Linked DNA regions of Homo sapiens: region 2 is linked to region 1. A link is an interaction called in ENCODE POLR2A ChIA-PET data of the cell type or tissue named here. Cell type or tissue: Panc1. All regions are shown on one strand.

The links. ChIA-PET counts read pairs that join two places held together with the same protein. Peaks named below come from ENCODE experiments on the same cell type or tissue, not always from the same donor. Only the 100,000 strongest peaks of a DNase experiment are listed, where the experiment ranks them.
Region 2: POLR2A ChIA-PET joins it to region 1 with 16 read pairs; 1 of 35 experiments calls an interaction of 5 or more read pairs at or near these places.

Annotation. Positions count from the first base shown.
Region 1 is chr3:177,281,909-177,289,908 of GRCh38, forward strand. No RefSeq gene overlaps it. Among named protein-coding and RNA genes, the nearest start is that of LINC00501, 8.5 kb to the right of the region's middle. RefSeq lists an enhancer at 2,121-2,853 and a silencer at 6,516-6,730. In Panc1, no CTCF peak of the experiment used is centred here; a DNase peak (open chromatin) is centred at 4,270; H3K27ac peaks cover 3,887 bases.
Region 2 is chr3:177,580,511-177,588,510 of GRCh38, forward strand. All of the region lies in intron 2 of LINC00578 (long intergenic non-protein coding RNA 578), which reads left to right. Among named protein-coding and RNA genes, the nearest start is that of LINC00578, 140 kb to the left of the region's middle. RefSeq lists a silencer at 3,042-3,209. In Panc1, no CTCF peak of the experiment used is centred here; no DNase peak of the experiment used is centred here; H3K27ac peaks cover 1,155 bases.

The sequences.
Region 1 (8,000 bases):
GTCTTTACAGCTCTAGGATACTAAGTGTGTCTTCAGCAGCAATGCCAACAACAGAGATCATTAGCACAGAAAAAGAGCACCAAGAGGAACCTTAGGACGCAGGCTACATTTTGAGACCTAGTTTTAAATATTGACTCCTGCTGTTCAAGCCTGCTGGCTTCCTTGTTGTGGGCTGACATTCAAGTGGAGAAGAAATAATTGTGGTATTTCCATGAATATAGCAGCTTAACTTAAAGACACAAAATCAACCCCAAAGGTTGTTTGTCATTGTGTAGACAAAATAATAACTGGTTAATTGCCTGAATTTTCTTCCTGTTCACTGGTTGTTTTGGTATCAAGTATCTATAGCCAAATGTAAGTTCTGTTGAGTGACTTGGCATAAGACCAGCTGTGCATTCAAAAGCAGGTGTAGCCAGCAACAAGCCAGGTGCCTGGTGGGAGAGCCTGCCAGGAGTTGAGAGATGGCACTTCCCCTATGTAGGCAGTGCATGTTATGCTATATCTTTAGAAATAAGCATCTGTTTACAAATGAATATAACCTTTGCCTGCTTACTCACCTTTCAATCTAGGGAAAAGGACTGCTATAGGCCTGTGTGGCAAAACTTGGGTTCAAGTCCAGCTCTGTGCTTATTGCGTACTTTGGACAAATCACCTATCTTATCTAAACTGGGAGACAATAATATCTACTTTGCAGCACTGCTGTGAAGATTAAATAAGATAATGTATGTGAAAGCATTTTGTAAATAGCACGAAGTCTTAAAAATGTAAAGATACATTTATGATAATGAATAACGGCACCATATTCAAGCAAACAACATTAGGAAGAAAACACTATTACATTCACAAACTATACAAATGCTTTTATGTATAATCAGACAATAAATAATATGTTTATTAACATATCCATGTATTCATTCATTCACTCATTCCTGACTACATAGCAGTAGTCCCTGGGGGAGATAAGAAGTCAGTTAAGGGAAAATAGTTAGACAAAAGATACATTTAGGATTTGATGATCAAGCAGTTCAATGTCTATTGAGCCAGTACTATGTTCCAGGAGCCAGGTTCCTTCCCTGGGGGAGCACACATCTCCAGTGGAGGGGCTTATAGTCACAGAGGGAAGATAATGGCTCAGTGAAGTCTGATGAATCCAGAGGATATCCAGAGTTCACCCCCAGCTTGGCAAATGGATGCTGACTGAACACTGATTTGATCTCAAGGCAACTTTCCAGAATGTTCGTTGCTCTCCCCATTCTCATTCAATTGCACTCATCATGTCCTGCCTGGATGCTCAGGACTCTCCCAAATGCACTGAATGAACTGCAAGGTACCTGGGCTAAGCCCAGTTTAGCCTTTCAGAGTAGAATGACTAGACTTGTGGACAACTAGACTAGTAGACTAGTAGAGAGATGGTCCTCAGAGCCTCCCTAACATAGTACTGAAGGAAAAGCCTTTTTTTTTTTTGAGACCGAGTCTCACTCTTGTTGCCCAGGCTGGAGTGCAGTGGCGCGATCTCGGCTCACTGCAACCTCCGCCTCCCGGATTTAAGTGATTCTCCTGCCTCATCCTCCCAAGTAGCTGGGATTACAGGCGCCTGCCACCACGCCTGGCTAATTTTGCATTTTTAGTAGAGACGGGGTTTCGATATATTGGTTAGGCTAGTCTCGAACTCCTGACCTCAGGTGATCCACCCACCTTGGTCTCCCAAAGTGCTGGGATTACAGGTGTTAGCCACTGCACCGGCTTTTTTTTTTTTTTTTTTTTTTTTTTGAGAGGGAGTCTTGCTCTGTTGCTTAGGCTGGAGTGCAGTGGCGCAATCTTGGCTCACTGCAACCTCCGCCTCCCGGGTTCAAGCGATTTTCCTGCCTCAGCCTCCTGAGTAGCTGGGATTACTGACGCGCATCACCACGCCCAGCTAATTTTTGTATTTTTGGTAAAGACGGAGTTTCACCATGTTGGCCAGGCTGGTCTCAAACTCCTGACCTCAAGTGATCCGCCCGCCTCAACCTCCCAAAGTGCTGGGATTACAGGCGTGAGCCACCGCGCCCAGTTAGGAAAAGACTTTTTAAGTAAAAAATAAAAATCATTGTGCCTCCTTTGAACATGTTCTTTTCACATTGTAGTAGCCAACACAAATGATTTAGCATATACATATATGATTTATGTTGAGAAAATATGCAAGATGAAGTAGCTTTAAGCAGCAGAGATAAAGGAATCTGGGCTGCCTGTTAGTCACCATACCCTTTGGTTTACCTGTATAATATTGCACCATGCTGCAGAAGGCATTCATCTCCCATATGCGGATCATTTAGGTCAGTGCTCATGGTTAATTCCAAACTTGCTCCTCTCGCTTTTACTTAAATAAATAAAAACAAATTTAAGATTGGCCATGTACTCCCCTACAGAAGGCTGAAAGTGGATGGTAACTACAGCTTTCCAGTCTAAGTGAAACCCTTGCCTTTGATCTCCCTCACTTCTCTCAGAAAATGGTAACAAAGAAGATTAAAGTTTTTCCCCCGTTGAGTGCTCCTCCTCCCTCCCACCCTTCCCTCTTTCTGAAGGGCTCTTAGGTCAGACAAGAGCATTGCATATATTTTGCAATCCAAAGACATCAAGCAGGGATAAAGGGCGTGGTTTCCTGCTCGGGGAAGAAGCCTCTGCCAGCGGCCTCCCCTCTGAGCCTCAGTAAGACGCTCCTTGACCTGCCCTGACTTTCTCCGTGCCTTTGACATTGATTAGTTCCAGGAACTCCTGTTGGGGGAGCCACCTGGTGTGCATTTTTCCTCTGCCTGTCAGAAAGACTTTCAGGCACCATGTGACTTTGAAGTGGGTGCCTTGTGGCCTGTTACAGAGATTCCTCAGAGAAAGACTGTGTCCTCTTCCACAGCCTGGTGGCGGGCAAATGTCTTCTTGCTTTGGATACTGTTTTGCCCAGGCCGGTGGTGACATCTGTGCCTTCTTTCATGATGTCTTGTAATCTCAATTTGTTTATTTATCTAGCTGTTTTACTCAGCTTTTGAATATGCACAAAATGTGTATTTCCTTTACTGTTCTTTAACATTATAACATTAGTGTAACACATGCTTTCTACTCTCTTTAAAATTATTTATTTATTTATTTAATTTTTGAGACAGAGTCTCGTTCTGTCGCCCAGGCTGGAGTGCTGTGGCACAGTCTCAGCTCACTGCAACCTCTACCTCCTGGGTTCAAGCGATTCTCCTGCCTCAGCCTCCCGAGTAGCTGGGATTACAGGCATGTGCCACCACGCCAGGCTAATTTTTTTGTATTTTTAGTAGAGACAGGGTTTCACCATATTGGCCAGGCTAGTCTCAAACTCCTGACCTTGTGATCTGCCCTCCTCGGCCTCCCAAAGTGTTGGGATTACGGGCGTGAACCACCACACCCTGCCTAAAATTCTTTTTTAATAGGCAAGGTTGTATAGACTTACAGTTGCATAAAGGTTATATGGAAAACTAACTTTTGGAACTTATTTAGATTATGTATTTCTGGTTTTTTTTTTTTTTTTTTTTTTGAGACAGAGTTTTGCTCTGTCAACCAGGCTGGAGTACAGTGGTGCGATCTCGACTCACCACAACCTCTGCCTCCTGGGTTCAAGTGATTCTCCTGCCTCAGTCTCCTGAGTAGCTGGGATTACAGGCATCAGCTACCATGCCCGGCTAATTTTTGTATTTTTAGTAGAAACGGGGTTTCACCATGTTGATCAGACTGGTCTCAAACTCCCGACCTCAGGTGATCCACCTGTCTTGGCCTCCCAAATTGCTGGGATTACAGGTGTGAGTCACCGTGCCCAGCCTAGATTATGTATTTCTTATGACTAAACGCCATTATAAATTAGCGATCTTATAATAAGTCTCATAATCATTCTAAGACTAAGGTTATCCTGAACAAACTATGGTTATCTCCACCCCCAATACCGTAATCATAATGACAACTACAGCATTCACCTAATGCCTAGCAGTTTTAAAAGTACTTTCCTATAAATTACCCATTTTGTTCTTTATACCAGTATCAATGTCATTTTACAGACAGAAAATCAAGACTTAGAGAAGATAAGAGATTTGCCCAGGATCACTCAAGGGTTACATGAAGGAGCCAGGATTTGAAGTCAGGTTTCTTACTGTAGAGCCACAGGGCCTGCCCGGGATGTACATACATCTCTCTAAGAGTCATGGGATCTGGCCACAAGTGGCAATAAATTTACAGGAATAGGCATCCAGGCACCGTGATTTGGTCATTATTTTGCTGCCTATCACTATGTGATCCTCTGTAAATCTCTGAACTCATCTAGGCCTCAGGTTACTCATCTCAAATAGCAACAGCCTGAACAAGGTTAGTAGTGTTTGTCAACAGGGATGACTCCATGCAGGTATTTCAAAGATTCTGCACATGCCTGACTGATTTCATAGAGGTGGAGGCTGACCTTTGACCACAGCAATCTTTTTTTTTTTTTTTTTGATAGGGTTTCTCTCTGTCCCCCATGCTACAGGGCAGTGATGTGATCAGCTCACTGTAACCTCAAATTTCTGGGCTCAAGGAGTCCTCCTGCCTCAGTCTCCAGAGTAGCTGGGACTACAGGCTTGTGCCACCATGCCCAGCTAATTTAAAATTTCTTTTTTGTAGAAACAGGGTCATGTTTTGTTGCCCAGGCTGGTCCCAAACTCCTGGTCTTAAGTGATCCTCCTGTCTCAGCTTCCCAAAATGCTGGGATTATAGGCGTGAGCCACCCTGCCTGGCAACAATCATTTTTAACTCTTATTTTCGATTTTCAATATTTTCAAATTCCTAAATATTTAGAGTTCATCTAAATATTATCTTAGTTCAAATGTTACAAATATGAACTCAAAACATATTGTAGGAGAAACCTATTAGGCAGAACCAGTACAAAGATGTTGAAAACTACTTATTTTTTATTTATTTATTTTTTTTGAGACAAAGTCTTGCTCTATCACCCAGGCTGGAGTGCAGTGGCACACTCCATTCACTGCAAACTCTGCCTCCCGAATTCAAATGATTCTTGTGTGTCAGTCTCCTGAGTAGTTCGGGTTACAGGCATGTGGCACCACGCCCAGCTAGCTAATTTTTGTGTTTTTTTAGTAGAGATAGGGATTCACTATGTTGGCCAGACTGGTCTCAAACTCCTGACCTCAGGTGATCTGCCCGCCTCGGCCTCCCAAAGTGCTGGGATTACAGGCGTGAGCCACCGTGCCTGGCCTGAAAATTAGTTTTGCAATCGTCGCCCACTTTGGAATAAAACGAGACTGGAGTTGGAAATGGGAAGATTTTTACATCTTTACAGAGCGTTGTCAGTGTGCTGTTAGTACCCTTTACCCTTGAAGCAGGGAAAAGGGGGTGCTTTTTCTTACCCTATGACCAGTGAAAAGGGCTTCTCCTGACCACTTATAGTACTTGATTTGTGTCCCCTGCGCATGTGAGGGGAATGAGTGGACCAGTATCTGACTGACTCCGGCTTAAGAGATCTGGAGCAGGAGGCTGTAGACGTGGCCTGGAGGACTGTAATTGAGGAAGTAACTGTACTGCCTTTGTATGAAAGGCCAAAGGGGCATGTTTCTGTGGACCAGATACAAACTAAGAAAGAGAAAGAGCTAGCCTGGGGGGTTGCCTTAGATTCTACTTCAGAGAGCTACCTAGGAGAGCAAGGAGACCTCAGTAGAGAAAGGCTGGAGGAGCCGGGCATGTTGGCTCACACCTGTAATCCCAGCACTAATGGCTGGGCGCGGTGGCTCATGCCTGTAATCCCAGCACTTTGGGAGGCCAAGGTGGGCGGATCACCTGAGGTCGGGAGTTCAAGACCAGCCTGACCAACATGTAGAAACCCCGTCTCTACTAAAAATACAAAATTAGCCAGGCGTGGTGGCACATGCTTGTAATCCCAGCTACTTGGGAGGCTGAGTCAGGAGAATCGCTTGAACCTGGGAGGCAGAGGTTGCGGTGAGCTGAGATCGCGCCATTGCACTCCAGCCTAGGCAACAAGAGCGAAACTCCATCTCAAAAAAAAAAATCCTAGCACTTTGGGAGGCTGAGGCAGGTGGATCACCTGAGGTCAGGAGTTCGAGACCAGCTTGGCCAACATGATGAGACCTTGTCTCTACTAAAAATACAAAATTAGCTGGGTGTGGTGGCACATGCCTGTAATCCCAGCTACTCAGGAGGCAAGGCTAGAGAATCACTTGAACCCGGGAGGCGGAGGTTGCGGTGATGTGAGATTGTGCCACAGCACTCCAGCCTGGGCGACAAGAGTGAAACTCTGTCTCAAAAAAAAAAAAGGTCAGGAGTTTGAGAAAAGTCGGAGGTAGGGACTGATGGAAGACTCAGTCACCCATCTTGAAGGCATCCACTTACGAAAGGAAAGTCATAGAAGTGAGAGTCTCCCAAGAACCCATGAGAGAAAGAGTTATCTTCCAAAAGACCATCCTGATGGCTAAATAGTAGAAAGGAGAGGTTTATTGGGGACATCAGTTTGTAAACCAGGAGGAGACAGTTTCTGGCATGTACCAAAGACACACTCTAGGCCAGGTGCAGTGGCTCATGCTAGTAATCCCAGCACTTTGGGAGGCCGAGGTGGGTGGATGGCTTGAGCCCAGGAGTTTGAGACCAGCCTGGGCAACATGGCAAAACCCCATCTTTACAAAAAATGCAAAACTTACCTGGGTGTGGTGGCGTAGCCTGTAGGATGCTGAGGTGGGAAGTTGGCTTGAGTTTGGGAGGCAGAGGTTGCAGTGAGCTAAAGTCACACCACTGCACTCTGGACTGGGTGACAGAGCAAGGCCCTGTATCAAAAAATAATAATAAAATAATAGAGAATAAGAATAAAGCAACCCAAAGCTCCTTTCCCTTTCTCATTGCTGGAGCTTAGCCTGAGGCAGTGCTAACTGGGGAGCAGAGAAGCATAAATTTTGAAAGGAGCTGAGAGTTTTCATTCCAATGGACTCATTGGATTAATAACTGAACTGAAACTGAGGGAATACAGTGGGCAAAGGACTTTCCTCTTTTCTTTTTCTTTTTTTTTTGAGATGGAGTTTCGCTCTTGTTACCCAGGCTGGAGTGCAATGGCACGATCTTAGCTCACCACAACCTCTGCATCCCGGGTGCAAGCGATTCTCCTGCCTTAGCCTCCCAAGTAGCTGGGATTACATGCGCACGCCACCACACCCAGCTGATTTTTATATTTTTAGTAGATAGGGGTGTCTCCATGTTGGTCAGGTTGGTCTCGAACTCCTGACCTCAGGTGATCCGCCTACCTTGGCCTCCTAAAGTGCTGGGATTACAGGCGTGAGCTACCGCGGCCAGCCGTCCTTTTTTCTTCTTTAGATCTAAAAGGAACCAGAAAAGGCTGGCACTAAATTCCATCCAAAGACACATAGCAGCCTCAGAGAATGGGCATGCAGGGACAGAAGGGAGACATAGATGAAGATTTTTTCTGCTGTGTTTCATGGGTCCTGAATATTTAATATAATGGTTACATGTATACACACACAAAAAAAATGCTATTTTTCTTTGTTACAAATAAGTTGATTTTAGGCCAGGCGCAATGGCTCACGCCTGTAATCCCAGCACTTTGGGAGGCTGAGAAGGGCAGATCATGAGGTCAGGATTTCGAGACCAGCCTGGCCAATATGGTGAAACCCCGTCTCTACTAAAAATACAAAAATTAGCTGGATATGGTGGCATGAGCCTGTAATCCCAGCTACTTGGGAGGCTGAGGCAGGAGAATCGCTTGAACCCGGGAGGCAGAGGTTGCAGTGAGCCAAGATTTGCCAGGACTGTGCCACTGCACTCCACCCAGTGAGACTCTGTCTCAAAGAAAAAAAAAGCAAACAAAAAACTAAATAAGTTGATTTGACAGTGTTCCTCAATTTCAAAAGCTTGAAAACCACTAGAACTTGACAATGTCAAAAGCTACTTCCAACACTGACATCAATACCAGTAATTACAGAGTGGAAGAAAAGGTGGCCGAATGT
Region 2 (8,000 bases), 300 kb after region 1:
AGCTTGGCAGAGTCAGCTATTTAAATTCCCTGGACGTTGCATTGAAGATTAGCTAGCTGTTCCCCAATCCATTTTCTCTTCCTCTTGGGTACACAGCAAAACTAGATTTTCCAGCCTCTCTTCCAGTTAGGTGTGCTGATGTGAATGAGTTCTGAACAATGGAAGGTGGTTAGAAGCAATCGTACCTTGAGGAGTTACCCTTAAGAACCTCTCACAGGAAATCTACATTCTTTCTACTACAATGACAATCTTGGGAGCATTGTGGAGAAATGGAGCCAGGAGATGGAAGAAATCTATGTCCCTGAATTATGGCTTTGAAAGTAAGAAAAGAGACCTACTAATCAAGAATACCTATTTTGCACATGTGTGGGAAATAGATAGCTATTGTATTAACCCCCTAAGATTTTGGGTTTTTCACAGGGACTACATTATCCTGATTCTGGGTTCAACAAACTGTGACCTATAGGTCAAACTCAGCCCATGGCTCACTTTTGTATAGCCCATGAGATGGTTTTAAATTATTTTATATTTTTATGAGGTTATTGGGAAAAAAAATGCAACAGAGACCACATGTGGCCCACAAAGTCTAAAATATTTACTATGTGGCCTTTTATTTTTTATTTTTTCAAGACGGATTCTTCCTCCATCACCCAGGCTGGAGTGAAGTGTTACAATCTCGGCTCACTGCAACCTCTGCCTCCCAGGTTCAAGCAATTCTCCTGCCTCAGCCTCCCTAGTAGCTGGGATTATAGACGCATACCATCACCACTGGCTAATTTTTGTATTTTTAGTAGAGACTGGTTTCGAACTTCTGACCTCGTGATCTGCTCGCCTTGGTCTTCCAAAGTGCTGAGATTACAGGTGTGAGCCACTGCACTGGGCCCTCTAGGTGGCCTTTTATAGAAAAAGTTTGCCAATCTCTATTTTAACCCACACGGAAATTTCATATGACAGAAATGTTCCAGACAGACATGAAGTCCTCAGACGGGCATGGTGGCTCACATCTGTAATCCCAACACTTTGGGAGGCCAAGGCACGTGACTTACCTGAGGTCAGAAGTTTGAGACCAGCCTGGTCAACATGGTGAAATCTTGTCTCTACTAAAAATACAAAAATTAGCTGGGTGTGGTGGTGCATGCCTGTAGTCTCCGCTACTTGGGAGGCTGAGGCAGGAGGATTGCTTGAACCCGGGAGGCAAAGGTTACAGTGAGCCAAGATCGTGCCACTGCACTCCAGCCTGGGCAACAGAGTTAGACTCTTGTCTCAAAAAACCCAAAAAAACTCACAACAGATAGGAAGTCCTCTAGTTATATTAAAGTTACTTTTCATATGCAAATATATTTAAATATATTGAAAAAAGAACGATAGATTTCTACTTCCAGAAAAAGTGGAATAACAGATTGGTTTTACCAGACTGGCTTTACCTTCTGATTTGAAACCATTTTTTTTTTTCTGGAGACGAAGTCTCGCTCTGTTGCTCAGGCTGGAGTGCAATGGTGCAATCTCGGCTCACTGCAACTTCCATATCCCAGGCTGGAGCGACTCTCCTGCCTCAGCTTCCTGAGTAGTTGGGATTACGGGCGTGAGCCACTGTCCCTGGCCCTGAAACAGTTTCTAAAAACCTAAAAACTCAAATACATGGTTTTCAAGACATTGAATGTTAGTCAATGAAGAAGTGACCCCGAAGAGATAGGAAACAAATGAAGTGAGTTGTGTGATAAGGCAGCCTGTTGCCTGTTGCCCAAGAGAACTTCCAGGTCTCCTGTGTGTGAGTTGGGGGAACCTGGAGTGGCCCAGCTGCCTCTTTGCACAGAGGAGGCAGGGCTGGGCAGCTGAGGAGGCTAAGTTGGCTAATCTTCACAAGGCAGAGAACTAGGTTGAGAGCTGCATACAGAAAGAACTGTGGCAAGGTGCAGAGATCCCCAAGTATGCTGTTGATCACTGATTAACATATTCATGTGAGAAAATTACTTTAGTCCAGGGGAAAACCTGTCCAAGAAGAGTAGAGGAAACAATCCCTAGAGTGCATGCAGCCAGGACTGGGAAGAGTTTCTATTGCCACCAAACAGAAAAGAAAAACCTCAAAATAAATAGGACATCTGGTAGAGCACTTAGAGGGATTTGCCTTAACAGTAGGGCGCAATAGCCCTAGACTAGATGCTGTTCTAGTTTACTTAATAGAGCTCAAAAGCAAGATCCAGGAAGATTAAACTTTTTCCATGTAATTCACCTGCATCCCAAAACACAACTCAAGAATATTTGTAGGAAAATAAAAATATCCAATTCCTACAAAGGTAAAATTTACAATGTCAGGCATCCAATAAAAAATTACTTCTCAAAAGAAGACAGTTATACAGCCAACAAACATATGAAAAAAAGCTAATCATCACTGGTCATTAGAGAAATGCAAATCAAAACCACAATGGGATACCATCTCGTGCCAGTTAGAATAGCGATCATTAAAAAGTCAGGAAACAACAGATGCTGGAGAGGCTATGGAGAAATAGGAACACTTTTACCCTGTTGGTGAGAGTGTAAATAGTTCAACCATTATGGAAGACAGTGTGGCAATTCCTCAAGGATCTAGAACCAGAAATACCATTTGACCCAGCTGTCCCATGACTGGGTACATACCCAAAGGGTTATAAATCATTCTGCTATAAAGACCCATGCACATGTTTGTTTATTGCAGCACTATTTACAATAGCAAAGACTTGGAACCAGCCCAAATGCCCATCAATGATAGACTGGATAAAGAAAATGTGACACATATACACTATGGAATACTATGCAGCCATAAAAAAGAATGAGTTCATGTCCTTTGTAGGGACATGGATGAAGCTGGAAGCTATCATTCTCAGCAAACTAACACAGGAACAGAAAATCAAACACTGCACGTTCTCACTCATAAGTGGGAGTTGAACAATGAGAACACATGGACACAGGGAGGGGAACATCACATACTGGGGCCTGTCGGGGTACTGGGGGGGCAAGGAGAGGGAGAGCATTAGGACAAATACCTAATGCATGTGGGGCTTAAAACCTAGATGACAGGTTGATGGGTGCGGCAAACCACCATGGCACATGTATACCAATGTAACAAACCTGCACATTCTGCACATGTATCCCAAAACTTAAAGTAAAAAGTAAAAAATAATTACCATACCCAATAAGAAATGGTTGGAGGACTTAAGCAGATGGACTTAAGCAGATACTTCGTCAAAGAAGATATAGGGATGGTAAATAAGCATGTGATAGATGTTCCAATTCATTAGTCATTAAGCAAATGCACATTAAAACCACAATGAGATGTCACTACATTGCCTGTTAGGATGTCGAGATTTAAAGACTGTCTCTAAGTTTTGCTGAGAATATGGAGCAAGAGAACTCTCATATACTACTGGTAGGAATGTAAAATAGTATAACCACTTTTTGAAAACTGGTGTTTTTGTTTGTTTGTTTGTTTTTTTGAGACGGCGCCTTGCTCTGTCACCCAGGCTGGAGTGCAATGGCGCGATCTCGGCTCACTGCAACCTCCGCCTCCCAGGTTCAAGCGATTCTCCTGCCTCAGCCTCCCGAGTAGCTGGGATTACAGGCACCCACCACCATGTCTGGCTAATATTGTTATTTTTAGTAGAGATGGGGTTTCACCATATTGGCCAGGCTGGTCTCGAACTCCTGACCTCAGGTGATACACCTGCCTCGGCTTCCCAAAGTGCTGGGATTACAGGCGTAAGCCACTGCACCCAGCCAAGGTGTTTTTTGTTTGTTTGTTTGTTTGTTTTTAAATAACGGAACATTTACTGTATGACTTGGCCATAAATACGAGGTGTTTATCCAAGTAAAATGATAGCTTATCTCTATACAAAGATACGTACATAAATTTTCCTAGCATCTTTATTTGTAATAGCCCCAAGCTGGAAACAAAGCAAATGTTTGTCAATAGGGTAATGGATAAACAAGCTGTAGTAAATCTTTATGTATTAGTTTGTTAGGGCTGCCATAACAAAATACCCCTTAGTGGCTTCAACAACAGAAATGTATTTTCTCAGTTTTGGAGGCTAAAAGTCCAAGATCAAGATGTCAGTAGGTTTGATTTCTCCTAAGGCCTCTCTTCTGTGGTTGCCTTCTCCTTGTGTTCTTATTATGTTCTCTCAGTGCATCCTTGAGGTCTTATGCATTCTGTGCTTCAGTCAAATGTACCTAATGCTTCTGCAGGTATCTAATCTCCTCTTTTTATAAAAACACCAGTCAGAAAGGATTAGGGCTTACCCTCATGGCCTCATTTCAACTCAATTATATCTTTAAAGCCCCTATCTCCAAATGCAGTCACATTCTGAAGTATTAGATTCTGGAACTTCAATGTAGGAATTTTGGGAGGACACAATGTAGTCCATAACACTAAGTAATAGAATACTACTCAGCAATAAAAAGGAAAGAACTATTGATACATGCTACAACATGGATGAATCTCAAAATAATGATGCTGAATGTAATAAATTAGACCGGAAAAAGGAAATACTTTATGATACCATTTATACAAAATTCCAGAAGCTGCAGACTACTTTATGGTGACAGAAAGGATCATTGGTTGCATGGGGATGTGAGAAGGTAAGAGGGTGAGACTGCAAAGGGGCAGGAGGAAACTTGTGGAGGTGATGGATGGGTTCATTTTCAAGCTGGTGGTGATGGTTTTATGGATGTATATGTATGTCAAAATGTTTTACATTGCAAATTTTAAATATGTGTAGTTTATTGCATTTCAATTATACCTTATAAAAACGTTTTTTAAAGAGCTATAAACATGTTATAACTTCATTTATAACCCATGGCAGGCCTAAGTTCACATGGCAATTTTGTTGTTTTAATAATAATAATAACGATAACTACCAAAAAAAGTGACCTGTGTGGGTGAATCATAGTGGTTTTGGGTTTTATCTGCTTTGAGCACCTGCTATTTTGCTTGTGCTGCACTGCTGTCCTCCTTTCCCCTGGAGGAAGCACCTCCAGTCTTTTGGTAACTGTTCCTTTCCCTGCTCTCATCATGGGGATGCAAGAAGAATACCTGCTTTTTTAGACACAATTGATTGGCTGATGGGTGGGCACTTCGAACCTAGTTTGTCCAATCAGATCACTTTCTTGGGGTTTTTCTTACTAAAACTGTGATGAGTTACATCATGCTGGAGATAGAAGCTATGGGATGAAGAGTTTCTGACTGGTGGTTTCCATGTTTTCTTCCATCTGGAGAAAGTTAGTGTGTGCTGAGAGAGAATGAAGCCCACACAGAGAGAGGCAGAAATGACAGCTGGAGGGAGAGGTTTGGCATTGTTTGAGGTTCTGGTTCTGGTTTCATTTATTCCTGAGAACCAGTGATATCCCTGACCTTTCCATAATTTTCATTTTTCCACATTTCCTTATATTTTTTGTGCTAATAATTTCCTCATTTATCAAGTTAATTCAAGTTAGGCTCCTGTCATACCAAACACCGTCCACAGTTTGTTATGTATTTAAGACATACATTTCTAATTTCTCTTTCAATGCCGGAGATCCTGAAATATCTCTGAGCAAATAATTGGGAGTAGGTCTGACCAAATCAACAATTCCACTTAATTCAACACATGTTTATCAAATACCTACCAAGCCAAGACAGTCTCATCAAGAATGCATGTAAATGGCCACTCAGAATTGGAACAGCTAAATAATTTTGAGATATTCCACTATAAATAATTTTGTAGCAAACTCCCAAGTGTACATTGCTGAAAAAAATAGATGGAGCCCCAAATTGAACTCATTAGAAATATGACCATAGGGAAATGAAAATCATTCAATGATAACTTTTATTTTCTTAGCATTTCCTGGATTCTAAATCAACTGTGGGCTAGAAACTGGCTCTTAGACTTTATCTTTTATGGTAACTTACACCATAATCAAGAGAAAGCTTTTTAGTTCCAAGGAATTGTAATTCAGTAAGATACTCTAAATTCAGTCATCCATTTCTCCCTGTTGCCCCAAACCACTAGGAAGTAAAGAAACTGAGCAAAAGCTGTATAGCTCTTCATTATAATGCTACTGTTTTGTTTTGTTTCATTTATTATTATTTTTTAATTTGTCTTTTGTGTTGCACATGACAGGTGATTGGGTATTTTCTTAGTGGTTTAAGGAGTAAACCACTAAGTCTTCCATGTCACTAGAGGGTTTTAAAAATAAAGTGTGGTGGTGTTTCTTGATAACAGAGTTGAGTATCAAGTGCACGTGTCTCCCTCGTATAGGGTTAAATAGTCATGGTGAGAATGTCTTAGAAATGATCAGATAAGGCCAGGCGCGGTGGCTCACGCTTGTAATCCCAGCACTTTGGGAGGCCGAGGCAGGTGGATCATGAGGTCAGGAGATTGAGACCATCCTGGCGCTAACACGGTGAAACCCCATCTCTACTAAAAAAAAAAAAAAAATTAGCTGGTCGTGGCAGCACACGCCTGTAGTCTCAGCTACTTGGGAGGCTGAAGCAGGAGAATCGCTTGAACCCGGGAGGCGAAGGCTATAGTGAGCCAAGATCGCACCACTGCACTCCAGCCTGGGTGACAGAGCAAGACTCTGTCTCAAAAATAAATAAATAAATAAATAAATAAATAAATAAATAAATAAATCATATCATGGCAAGTAGAGTGCTAAGCAGAGTATAGGTACTTAATAAATAGCTACTAACCGATTACATAGTAAGAGGTATTCAGAAAATGTATACCCAACATTCACATATGAAGCTGCTTCTATCTTAAAGTTTGTTAAGAAATTCTTTAAAAATTAATAAAATCTTAAAAAAGCACATGCTCTTAGGAAGGTTTCAAGGTTTTTATTGTTTGTTTTGTTTTTTGGAGCAAGCATGAATTTGTTTCTCTGTTTTTGCCTTGTTACCAAACCCGAACTATCTCTAACTCATCAGTCCAGGAGAGGAACCCAGTATTATCTTGCCAAAATGTAATTTTTAATATTTCTCACATTATCAAACTGTAATTCCTGCTCCCATAGGGCCCTTTGCCATCACTAAAATACCTTACTTTTCCATCTATCGCTCCCTTTGATTAGTCACAGTTTAGAAGTGATGACTACCTTTTTCTTAACTCATTTTTTAAATTATATAAGTAATATGCTTTTAATAGTATAAATGTTGTGTTAGGCAGTTTTCTTGCTATAAAGAAATACCTGAGGCTGGGGAATTTATAAAGAAAAGAGGTTGAATTGGCTCACAGTTCTGCAGGCTGTAGGGGAAGCATGGCGCTGGCATCTGCTTGGCTTCCGGGGAGGCCTCAGAGAGCTTTTACTCATGGCAGAAGGTGAAGCAGGAGCAGGCATCTCACATTGCAAAAGCATGAGTAAGAGAGAGAGGTGGGGGTGCGGGGAGGTGCCTCACATTTTTAAACAACCAGATCTCACCTGAACTTATCACCAAAGGATGATGCTAAGACATTTGTGATGGATCTGCCCCATGATGCAAACATCTACCATCCGGCCCCACCTCCAACACTGGTGATTACATTTCAACATGAGATTTGGTGGGGAAACAAATCCAAACCATATCAAACATGAAAAAATGAAGGTGACCCCCTACTCCCCAAAAAGAAAGAAAAATCACTCTTCATTTCCCTGCCCAGAGATGTCTGTTGTTAACCTTTTGGTAGGTTAACAACATCTTGTTTCTTTTTCGTCAGCTTCTTTTGCTTTTCTTCCTCTTCCCTCTTTCTGTCTCTGCCCATTACACACACACACACACACACACACACACACACACACACACACACACTTGTACAGTACATGCCTGCATGTTTCAAACTGCAGTGGAATTGTACTCTTTATCCCATATCATGAAAAATTTTAATGTCAATGAAAACTCACATCCAGTATTATTTCTAATGACAGTACAATGTTTCATTGTGCAATTATACTTCAATATAGCTTCCAGAAAAATTTAAAATATTATCAAGAGGAAGTATAGTCTTTAGGATAAA